2 separate regions of the Homo sapiens genome follow, and region 2 is linked to region 1. A link is an interaction called in ENCODE POLR2A ChIA-PET data of the cell type or tissue named here. Cell type or tissue: PC-9. All regions are shown on one strand. Each heading gives the region's core, and the rest is flanking DNA. Links, peaks and the distances in the headings are about the cores only. Region 1 has its middle 12 kb from the start of PVALB. Region 2 has its middle 2.8 kb from the start of IL2RB.

Region 1 (5,380 bases), core at 222-5,221:
GAAGGGTAAGAGGATCCATTTCTGTTGTTCAGGCCCGCTCCCAAGCTGGCTAACACACCTGGCGATGGAAAGAGCCTGCTGAGGGCGCATGAAGGAGAGGGTCTCCATTCCCGTGATCACAATGCAGATGCCAGCCCATGTGCTCATGAAAACTCTCAAAATCCTTTGAAACTGTGACATTTCCCTGCTTTAAAAAAATGTGATCATAAATATGCCATGTACTCTTTAAAGAAACAATAGAAAATAGAGGAGCTAAACAGGGCCGGGGGTGGGGGGGCGTGTCACCAGTAATCCCTTGCTACCCAAATACAACCATGGTTACCATTGATTTCAGAGGTTTTCTGCCCTCTCACTCCTGCTGGACTATCTACCTGCTGATCGTCCTTCATGTTTTAGCTTGGGTGTCACCTCTTACCAGAAGTCCTCCTGGGTTTCTTCCCCCTGACCTCGTGCCCCTCCTAGAACTCTGCATTTGCCTCAATAATGGCCTCCTATTATTCTGCTTGTTCTCTCTGTGTTTCCAGTTGCCTTTTCTGCTGGGAGTTTGAAGCACCACCATAGCGTTCAGCTTCTTTCCAGGACGGACTCCAAGGAGAATAAATCAAATGGGGGATATTTTTATGTTTGGCTCTGCGTGTACAGTGGTTCTTCTCTAAGACATTCTTGGATTCCTACTTACAGTGCTGTCGAAATCCATTTATTCACCTGCACTTTAGAGGCACCTGCTGGTGTGTAATTAGTCTTCCAGGAACTGTGACCTTCCCTGGGAACTATAGCCTCCTGTCCCCAGGAATCTTAATTCCTGATCCAAAATGGCAGCTCACATTTCGATAAGGGAGGGTGCTCTGGGGAACAGGGAGCTGGGTATTTGAAACCGGCTGAGCAAATCCAGAATGTACGATCGCTATCTGCCTTGGTGTTCCTTCAGCCAATAGGGGGATGCTTGATGTTGGTACCAATGTAAAGGCCCCAGGTTAATACAGCTAATGTGTTTTAAGGACATTGTTGAACCAGTTTTTTCTTATTAAATATTTATTGCTTCCATCCTGATTCTGGGTCACATTTGACTGAGAAAAAAATGTTTTTAAATTCAGAGGCTGAATCAGTTTGAAAATCCAATAGTTCCCATTTTGTTTCAATACTGCAGACTAACCCACAGCTCATGTTGGGGTTTAGGACCAAGGTTTGCAGAATGACAATGGCTGAGAATTGAGAAATAAACACAAACACCAATCGAGGCAGAGAGGAAATGAACTGAGGCAGCAGAACTGCCCTCCCCCTTTCCTTCCTCCTTCCTCTCCTCCTCCTCCTCCTCCCACCGCTATGTCTCTCCTCCTTTGTTCCTTTCCCTTTTGCCTCCTTGTCTTGCCTTTCTTTTCCCTAAGTCTCAATCATGAATGCTTGGTCTCACAATTCTACAGGATTAGGGGCCCTTAGCCACCAATCCAACCGTCTCATTTTCTAAAGGTTTTCCCTTGTATTACTTTTTAAATTATGGTAAAAGAAACACACAACATTCACCGTCTTAACCATTTGTAAGTGTAGAATTCAGTCCTGTTAGGTATATTCACATTATTTGTCAATCATTACATTTGACAGATGGGAAGCCTGAGGCTCAGAGAGGGCATAAGATGTCCAAGGAAAATGGCAGAGGAGGGACTCACCCAGGCCTGTGGATCTGACTTCTGGGCCCTCAAAGGATGGCAGGACATGTCTAAAGGGATGAGAACAAGGTAGAAGGGAGAGAGAGCAGGAGATGCTGTGTCAACTTTAGACCACAGTGTGAGCTCTACCCTCTCCTCCTCAACTAGAAAATGTGTACAATACTAAATGATGCTCAGTGAAAGAAGCCAGACACAAAAGGTCACACTACATATATGTATGAAATATCCAGACTAGGTCAATCTAGAGACAAAAAGCGGGGGCTGGAGGGAAGGAGGAATAGGGAGTAACTGCTTAATGGGCTTTATTGGAACCAGGTCAATGTGGCACCAACGAATCAAGGAGGGCGTCTGGGAAGAGGTGATGCTCAGGCCTCTTTGATTCCTTCTCCCTGCTCACACACCAGCCTCATGTTCACCTCTGTTTACTAGGATCATTGCTGTGGAACAATTATCCATGGAATTGTCTGCTCTCAACCTATGAGCTTGTTGAGGTCAGCTACTTAATGAGTGTTGAGGTCACTGCATCGTGGGCTGATAAAAATGTTTTGGAACCAGATAGAGTGGTGGTTGTACAACATTCTGCACACTCTGAACCCTGAAGGCATTAGGTGCCACTGAATTGTCTACTTTAAAGTGGTTAATTTTATGTTGTATGAATTTCACTTCAGTTAAAACATCTCCTATTCTCCCCACAAGATTCGTAGTGAATCTGATAGATGACAGCATATCAGATGACCGTCACTTTTACTGATTGTATGAGTCCTTTCTCACACTGCTGTAAAGGCATACCTGAGACTGGGTGATTTCTAAAGAAAAGAGGTTTAATCGACTCACGGTTCTGCAGGCTGTACAGGTTTTTGCTTCTAGGGAGGCCTTAGGAAACTTACAATCATAGTGGAAGGGCGAAGGGGAAGCCAGCACGCCTTACAAGGTGGGAGCAGGAGGAAAGGGTGGGGAGGTGCCACACACTTTTAAACAAGCAGATCTCAGGAGAACTCGATCACAAGACAGCCCTAGGCGGGTGGTGCTAAACCATTAAAGACTGCCCCCATGATCCAGTCAATCCCACCAGGCGCCTCCTCCAACACTGGGGATTGCAATTTGACATGAGATTTGGGTGGGGACCCAGAGCCAAACCATATCACTGATATAGCCATGTGAGTCATATACAAGGGAGACGTTACCTTTTGTTTACCCTGAAGGGTAACATAGACCACTGTGACAATGGCTTGCAGTAATGGCTGGCAGTGACAGCATGCTACTTCCTCTGGCGTTGTCCTGCCTCCTCCCTCCTGTAGGCTTACTGCACCTGCCATTCATCCTGTATGACTCAGCTTAGGCATCACCTCTTCCCAGAAGCCCTCCTTGATTTCTTCTCCCTGCTCACATACCACTCTCATATTGACCTGTGTTTACTGTGATCATTGCTGTGGAGCAATTATCCATGGAACTGTCTTCTCCCAACATGACTATGAGCTTGTCGAGCTCAGGGGCCCTTTCGCAGCAGGGTGGAAAGGAAACTGCGTTGATTTCGGTGCCACATTGACCTGGGTTCAATATCTGGCTCAGCCAACCTGCTAGCTCTGTGACCTTGGGACAAATTACTTACTCTTTAGGAACAACAGTTTCACATCTGAAGAATGAAAATAATATTTTCCTTATGGGGCTGTGCCAAGGAGTCTTGGATGTATTATCACATCTCCTGTGAGTCTTTGAACTTTTGTACGTATTATTATTTGCATTATATTGGTTTTGCTTTTCTCCTAGTTTTGGCCATGTCTGAATATTTTCAAACAATCTCACCAACCATATGAGCACTAGAATGGAAAGAATGTCTTGGCTGTAGGGCAACCTGGTGTCCACTGGGGGTGCCCAGCTGGTGTGGGGTGGGGGGTGAGGAGTAGCTGAGGCAGAGAGGAGATGAGTCCTGGGGGGGTGAGCATTTGGGGTCAGTGGTGACTGCTGCTGTTACACAGTGGAAATGAAAGAATATTCAGTCTCAGCTGCCAGCTCTAGCTGTGTGACACTTGCAGAGAGACTTGACCTCCCTGAGCTTCCGTTTCCACTTCCGTCAAGTGGGACTCCTGAGAGTCCTCCACTCAAGTGTTGTGAGAGTGAAATGAATACATGAATTCAACAACTTAAGCAGAGAGTGGGTCACACAATGCGCCAATAAGAGGCCGCCATACCAGGCAGATCACCATGATTCCCTGCTTGTGTAATATACACACCTTACTGGATAATAATGTCCTGTAATATAAATATACATACATTCAACCTTTGCCAGATTCTGAAAAGATGCTTCAGTAAATGAACTTTCAGTAATGCCAGATTGCTACCCAAATTCTTAAAGTGTGTTGCAGACAAGCAAGCAAGCAAGAAAGAGTTCCATTTCTTGGTGTTGCAGGCTGAAGGGTGAGCAGGTATCAGGTGGGGGAGTGTTGGGAAGGAAGTGATGCCCCCACTTGAATTCAGTCAGACCACACGTCGTGGATCGTGCCCCTCCACCTCCAGATGGTGGGAGGCAAGGGTGAGGAGAGTGACCAGGATTATTCTGCAGGGCCAGGGCAAAGTCCGGTCCCATAGTTGAGTGACCTTGGAGCGAGGGGTAGGTGAGGGCCCCACTGCCCAGGCTGAGGAGCCCTGAGCAAGCAGCTCCCTGGCGACTGCAAATTCCAGGATGGAAGTAGTATTAAAATTCCAGATCCACATGTGATTACAGAAACCTCAGCTGCATAAGCCAAAAACACAGACTGACCCCTGAACTCCCTCCTCTCTCCCTGCCTACACATTGTAATGGAAGGAAACATTCTGCAAATTCTAAACTTACCACTGAACATGAGGAAATGCTCTGACTTCTCGAGTTCAGTTTCCCCATCTGTCAAATGGGTATAACCCACCTACTTTATCCTCCCCCAATCCATTTTTTAAAAAATCTTTAGTTAGTATGAGTGAAGTTTATTTCACTTGCAATGGAAATAATCTTGACTGTGGTAGTCTATTATATCAGTGGTTTCTGATAAACCATGCTTTTAAGTATTCATACCTTTGTATGCTTGCTGAGCTGATAGGATGCGGTTCTAGAAATGTGGGCAGCCATCTTACCCACTACAAAGAGGGAATCTGTTTGAGAAATGAAAAGAAAGATAAAACCCTGATGATATCAATGAGCCCCTCGATCCAGCCATTCCTATAGACAAATGCACACCTGGGCTTTCAGTTACAAAGCCAATAAATCATCCTTCCCCAATCCACTTTTTAAAAAAACCTTTAGTTAGTACGAGTCAAGTTTATTTCACTTGCAATAGAAAGAATCTTGACTGTGGTAGTCTATTATATCAGTGGTTTCTGATAAACCGTGCTTTTAAGTGTTCATACCTTTGTATTGCCACCTTTCCTTGACTGTAGATGGTCCTTGCAACTTGCTTTATTGCCACATTTTCTTGGCTGTGGTTGGGGCTTGCAGCTTGCTTTCAACAATGGAATGGGGTGGAAGGGACACTGTGCCTGCTCTGGTTCTAAGCTTGAAGAGGTCCTGACAGCTTCCATGCTCTTGGGAGCCCAGATATGCCAGGTAAAATTCAGATGCCCTGCTGGAGAGACCATATGGAGATGTCACATGAGAATGAGAGGCCCACAGACCACACAGAGAGATTAAAGCCCAGCTTCCCAGTGTCCTAGCTGAGGCCACCCTCAGCTGATTGCAGCCACATGAG
Region 2 (5,380 bases), core at 226-5,225, 320 kb after region 1:
TTATGAGAAAGCCTGAAACTCCTCAAGCACCCAGGGCCAGATAAAGATCTGCCTCCTACGCTGGGGGCGGCACACACACACACACACACACACACACACACACACACACACACAGACACACATTGTCAAATAGGGGCCTAGCTGCACACAGGAGCCAAGGGAACGCAGGCCCTCCCTCTCTCCCCTCCTACATCACCCCCACGCCAACTCACACAGGCTACCCAACACCTCTGACGCCTCCATCCGGTCACACACATACCCACTAATACGTAGGCTTCACACAAGCAGGTCCCTCTAGGTGACCCCAGCGTCTCACCCTCCTCCCAGCCTGCAACACACCATCTTTCCGAGACTCCCATTTCACCCAGCCTTCCAGGAAGCCCCTTACTCCGTTTAGCATTCAGAGATGACTGTTTTTTTTAGTTTTTAATTTTGTGGGCATGTGGTAGGTGTCTATATTCATGAGGCACATGAGCTATTTTGATACAGGCATACAATGTATAATAATCACATCAGGGTAAATGGGGTATCCATCACCTCAAGTATTTATCCTTTCTTTGTGTTAAAATCCAAGTATACTCTTTTAGTTATTTTTAAATGTACAATAAATTATTGTTGACTAAAGTCACCCTGTTATGCTATCAAATACTAGATCTTATTCATTCGATCTAATTCTGTTTTCGTACCCAACAACAATCCCCACCCCTCCAACCCCCACTGCCCTTCCCATCTCCATCACTGCCCTTCCCATTTCCATGAATTCAATTGTTTTAATTTTTAGCTCCCACAAATAAGTGAGAACATGTGAGCTTTGTCTTTTTGTGCCTGGCCTGTTTCACTTAACATAATGACCTCCAGTTTCAAACATGTGGTTGCAAAGACAGGATCTCATTCTTTTTCATGGCTGAATAGTACTCCATTGCATATATGTACCACATTTTCTTTATTCATTCATCTGTTGATGGGCACTTAGGTTGCTTCCAAATCCTGGGTATTGTGAACAGTGCTGCAACAAATGTGGGAATGCAGATGTCTCTTCCATATACTGATTTCCTTTCTTCTGGGTATATACTCAGCAGTGGGATTGCTGGATCATATAGTAGTTCTATTTTTAGTGTTTTGAGGACTCTTCAAACTGTTCTTTATAGTGGTTGTACTAATTTACATTCCCACCAACAGTGTACGAGAGTTCCCTTTTCTCCCCACCCTCACCAGCATTCATTATTGCCTGCCTTTTGGATAAAAGTCATTTTAACTGAGGTGAGATAATATCTCATTGTAGTTTTGACATGCATTTCTCTGATGATCAATGATGTTGAGCACCTTTTCATAAACTTATATGTTTTCTTTTGAGAACTGTCTATTCAGATCATTTGCCCAATTTTTGATGGGATTTCTATAATTTTTTTCCATAAAGATGTTTGAGCTCCTTATCTAGTCCAGTTATTAATCCCTTGTCAGATAGTTTGCAAATATTTTCTCCCATTCTGTGGGTTGTCTCTTCACTTTGCTGATTGCATCCTTTGCTGTGTAGAAGCCTTTTAACTTGATGTGATCTCATCTATCATTTCTGCTTTGGTTGCATGTGCTGGTGGGGTATTGCTCAAGAAATCTTTGCCTAGTCCCATGTCCTAAAGAGTTTCCCCAATGTTCCTTTTAGTAGTTTCATAGTTTGAGGTCTCAGATTTAAGTCTTTAATCCATTTGGATTTGATTTTTGTATATGAAGAGAGATGAGGGTCTAGTTTCATTCTTCTGCATATGGATATCCAGTTTTCCCAGCAACATTTATTGAAAAGACTGGCCTTTCCCCAAAGGTATGTTTTTGGCAATTTTGTTGAAAATAAGTTCACTGTAGGTGTGTGGATTTGTTTCTGGGTTCCCTATTCTGACCAATGGTTCATTGGTCAATGCATCTGTTTTTACGCTAGCGCCACGCTGTTTTGGTTACTGTAGCTCTGTGGTATAATTTGAAGTCAGATAATGTGATTTGTCCAGTTTCACTCTTTTTGCTTAGGATGGCTTTGGCTACTCTGCATCTTTTGTGGTTCCATATAAATTTGACGATTATTTTTTCTACTTCTGTGAAGAATGTCATTAGTATTTTGATAGGGATTACATTGAGTCTGTATATTTCTTTGGGTGGTATGGACATTTTAACAATATTGATTCTTCCAATCCATAAACATAGAATATCTTTTTATTTTTTGTGTCCTCTTCAGTTTCTTGCACCAACGTTTTATAGTTTTCATTATAGAGATCTTTCACTTTTTTGGTTACGTTTATTCCTAGGTATTTTATTTTATTTGTAGCTATTCCAAATGGAGTTATTTTCTTGATTTCTTTTTCAGATTGTTTGCTGTTGGTACATAGAAATACTACTAACTTTTGTATGTTGATTTTGTATTCTGCAGCTTAACTGAATTTGTTTATCAGTTCTCATAGTTTTGTGGTGGCGTTTTTAGGCTTTTTGAAATATAAGATAATATCGTCTACAAACAAGGATAATTTGACTTCTTCCTTTCCAATTTGGATGCCCTTTACTTCTTTCTCTTGTCTGTTTGTTCTAGCTAGCACTTCCCAGAGATGACTATCAGGTCTTTGTGAACAATTTGATGGTCACTTACTGAACATTCTAGAACCTTCCTCTTCCTCTCAAGTCATGGTTCCTAACCCTTCTCCCCCTTTTTTGGCGGGGGAGAAGGGTGGCGTGGGAGCTCAGCTCAGGGCTCTTTTTTTTAAATGATGGAAACTTATGGATTGGTCTTTAGAAAAATGCACATCTATTTACGTGCTACATCACAGCCCCATAGACCCTGTGAAGTTCCATCCTCAGAGCCCAGAAGCAGCAGCTCTGCTTCTTCCCTTTCCTGATTCCCTGTTTCAGAGGGGTTTTATTGCAAGCTGTGGCCTCTTTTTTTTTTTTTTTTTTTTTTTGAGACATAGTCTAGCTCTGTCACCCAGGCTGGAGTGCAGTGGCACAATCTCGGCTCACTGCAACCTCTGCCCACAAAGTTCAAGCGATTCTCCTGCCTCGGCTTCCCGAGTAGATGGGATTACAGGCACGTGCTACCATGCCCGGCTAATTTTTGTATTTTCAGTAGAGACGGGGTTTCCCCATGTTGGCCAGGCTGATCTTGAACTCCTGACCTCAGGTGATCCACCTCCCTCGGCCTCCCAAAGTGCTGGGATTACAGGTGTGAGCCACTGCGCCCAGCCTGCCACCTCTTCTGAGAAGAAGAGAGAGAAGAGCAGAGACGGCAGCTCTGCAAATGTGAGAAAAGTGGAATTCAAGACTCCAAAAAGAGAATCAGGCCCAACTCCCATGTGCAAAGCCCGCTGCTGGAAAAGAAGAAGCGTGGAGCACTGCTGCCCAGGAGGGGCAGGACTGGAGATTGAGGCTGTGACTTAGGCCTCCCTGTGCTTCAGTGTGCAGACCTACCAAATGAAGGGAGAACTGGACAAGAAGGTGTGTATAAAGCATTTAATGTGACCACGCACTGCAGGCTTGCTGTAAGGGCCAGTTCCTTCCACACTGCCCTTCCCTCTCCTCTAGAGTAAGGCTGTCTGGCGGCAGGAGAGGATACTAAACACAACAGCCACAACCATGAGAATAACAGCCAACATTTATTAAGCCTCAAATATTCCCAGAAGCTTTGCAAGAAATTAGGAACGCCGGTTGTCTCAGGGAGGAGAGCCAGGTGAGGAAGGGTTAGGAAGGACGCTTTTCTCTATAGACCCTTTTGTATGGCATGAACATATTTCCTGCCCCCAAATAAATGAATTCAGTTAAAACTTTAAAAGCACACACATACAAAGAAAAGAAAAATGCATCCGCAGCCAAAGCCAGAAGTCACAGACCCAGCTTGCAAGGAGCAGCTGCGTACAGCTATTTCATCCATGAGACAGCATCAGTCTGCCTGGCACATACTGCCCAAGACTCTTCTTCCTCCTCATCCTGCTTTCCTTCTTTTATTTATTCAACAAACATTTACTGAGCACCCCAGATGCCCCAAAGACCAGGTCAGACACAGGAAGCCTGAGGCGCGCAGCCCAGGCCAGCGGGGTAGGACCAAGGGAGGGAGGTAGGCCACTCTCCACCCTCGTGCCCCTGAGATGTGCAGCAGCCAGGAAAGTGGGGAGCAGAATGGGGGATGGTGCAGCCCCCACATACAGAGTCTCCCACCCCAGGAGACAGGGGATGGAGCCGGTTTGTTCTTTTGTCAAGGGTCCTAGCCCAGAACACCTCAGATGGAGAGGCAGGGAGGGGGCTACGCAGAGAATGATTCTCCTTCACATCCTCTATGTAACACCTCATGGCCTGTGGGAGCACGTAGGAGGGAAACCTGGTGGAATGGGTCCCCAGGCCATGGCGTGCACCCTCCTCCCGGCATCAGCTCGGGTCTGCTTCCCAGCCTCCCTTGCAGTGAGCTGGGGCTCCAGAACCAAGTCTGGCTAATGGGATGTGGGAGGAAGTGATTTATTCTACTTCTAGGCCTAAAAAAAATCTCACCTATGATCTCCTGTGTCTCTTAATCCCTCTATCTCTCTTTTTTTTTCTTTTTTTTTTTTTGTTTTTTAGACGGAATCTTGCTCTGTAGCCAGGCTGGAGTGCAGTGGCGCGATCTCGGCTCATTGCAAGCTCCGCCTCCCCGGTTCAAACAATTCTCCTGCCTCAGCTTCCCGAGTAGCTGGGATTACAGGCACACACCACCACACCCAGCTAATTTTTGTATTTTCAGTAGAGATGGGGTTTCACCATGTTGGCCAGGACGGTCTCGATCTCCTGACCTCGTGATCTGCCTGCCTTGGCCTCCCTAAGTGCTGGGATTACAGACGTTAGCCACCACGGCCGGCCATCCCTCTATCTCTTTCTCTCTCTCCCCTCCCCTGCCAGAATCCAGTGAAGTTTTGGGTAGAGGGGCTGGAGTCCCTTGAAGGACAGGCCCTCACCCCTCCTCAGACAATTCACACTGGGCTATAACTTGAATGAAAAATAAACCTCTATTGTTGGGCCTCTGAGACCTGGGGACTGCTGTTTCTGTTTTCTCTGACTCATACAGTCTGTCCCCCAGGTGCTACAGCTGAACATAAAACCAGGTGAGGAGGGGTGAGACAGTACGCCAGCAGAAGCCCAGAGGCATGGGTGGCCAGCAGGGGTGTGCAGAGAGGTGCACCTGCTTTCTTCAGCCCCTGCCCTGCTCAGAGCCGTGTCATCTCCCACCTCAGCAGGCCCATGGTGGCCTCCGCCCTGGTCTCCCTGTTTCTATTAATACTCCTGACTCTCTGGTCTGTTCTCCACTCAGCGGCCAGAGCAACCTTTCCCAAACTCAAATCACGTCATTTCACCCCCCAGCCACTCCCCATCATACACACTCAAA

The links. Peaks named below come from ENCODE experiments on the same cell type or tissue, not always from the same donor. Only the 100,000 strongest peaks of a DNase experiment are listed, where the experiment ranks them.
Region 2: POLR2A ChIA-PET joins it to region 1 with 11 read pairs; 2 of 35 experiments call an interaction of 5 or more read pairs at or near these places.

What each region holds. Positions count from the first base shown.
Region 1 is chr22:36,826,056-36,831,435 of GRCh38, forward strand. No RefSeq gene overlaps it. Among named protein-coding and RNA genes, the nearest start is that of PVALB, 12 kb to the left of the region's middle. In PC-9, for the core only: no CTCF peak of the experiment used is centred there; a DNase peak (open chromatin) is centred at 2,936.
Region 2 is chr22:37,150,017-37,155,396 of GRCh38, forward strand. It overlaps a transcript of IL2RB not described here. Among named protein-coding and RNA genes, the nearest start is that of IL2RB, 2.8 kb to the left of the region's middle. RefSeq lists a promoter at 1-765 and enhancers at 45-76, 159-270. In PC-9, for the core only: no CTCF peak of the experiment used is centred there; no DNase peak of the experiment used is centred there.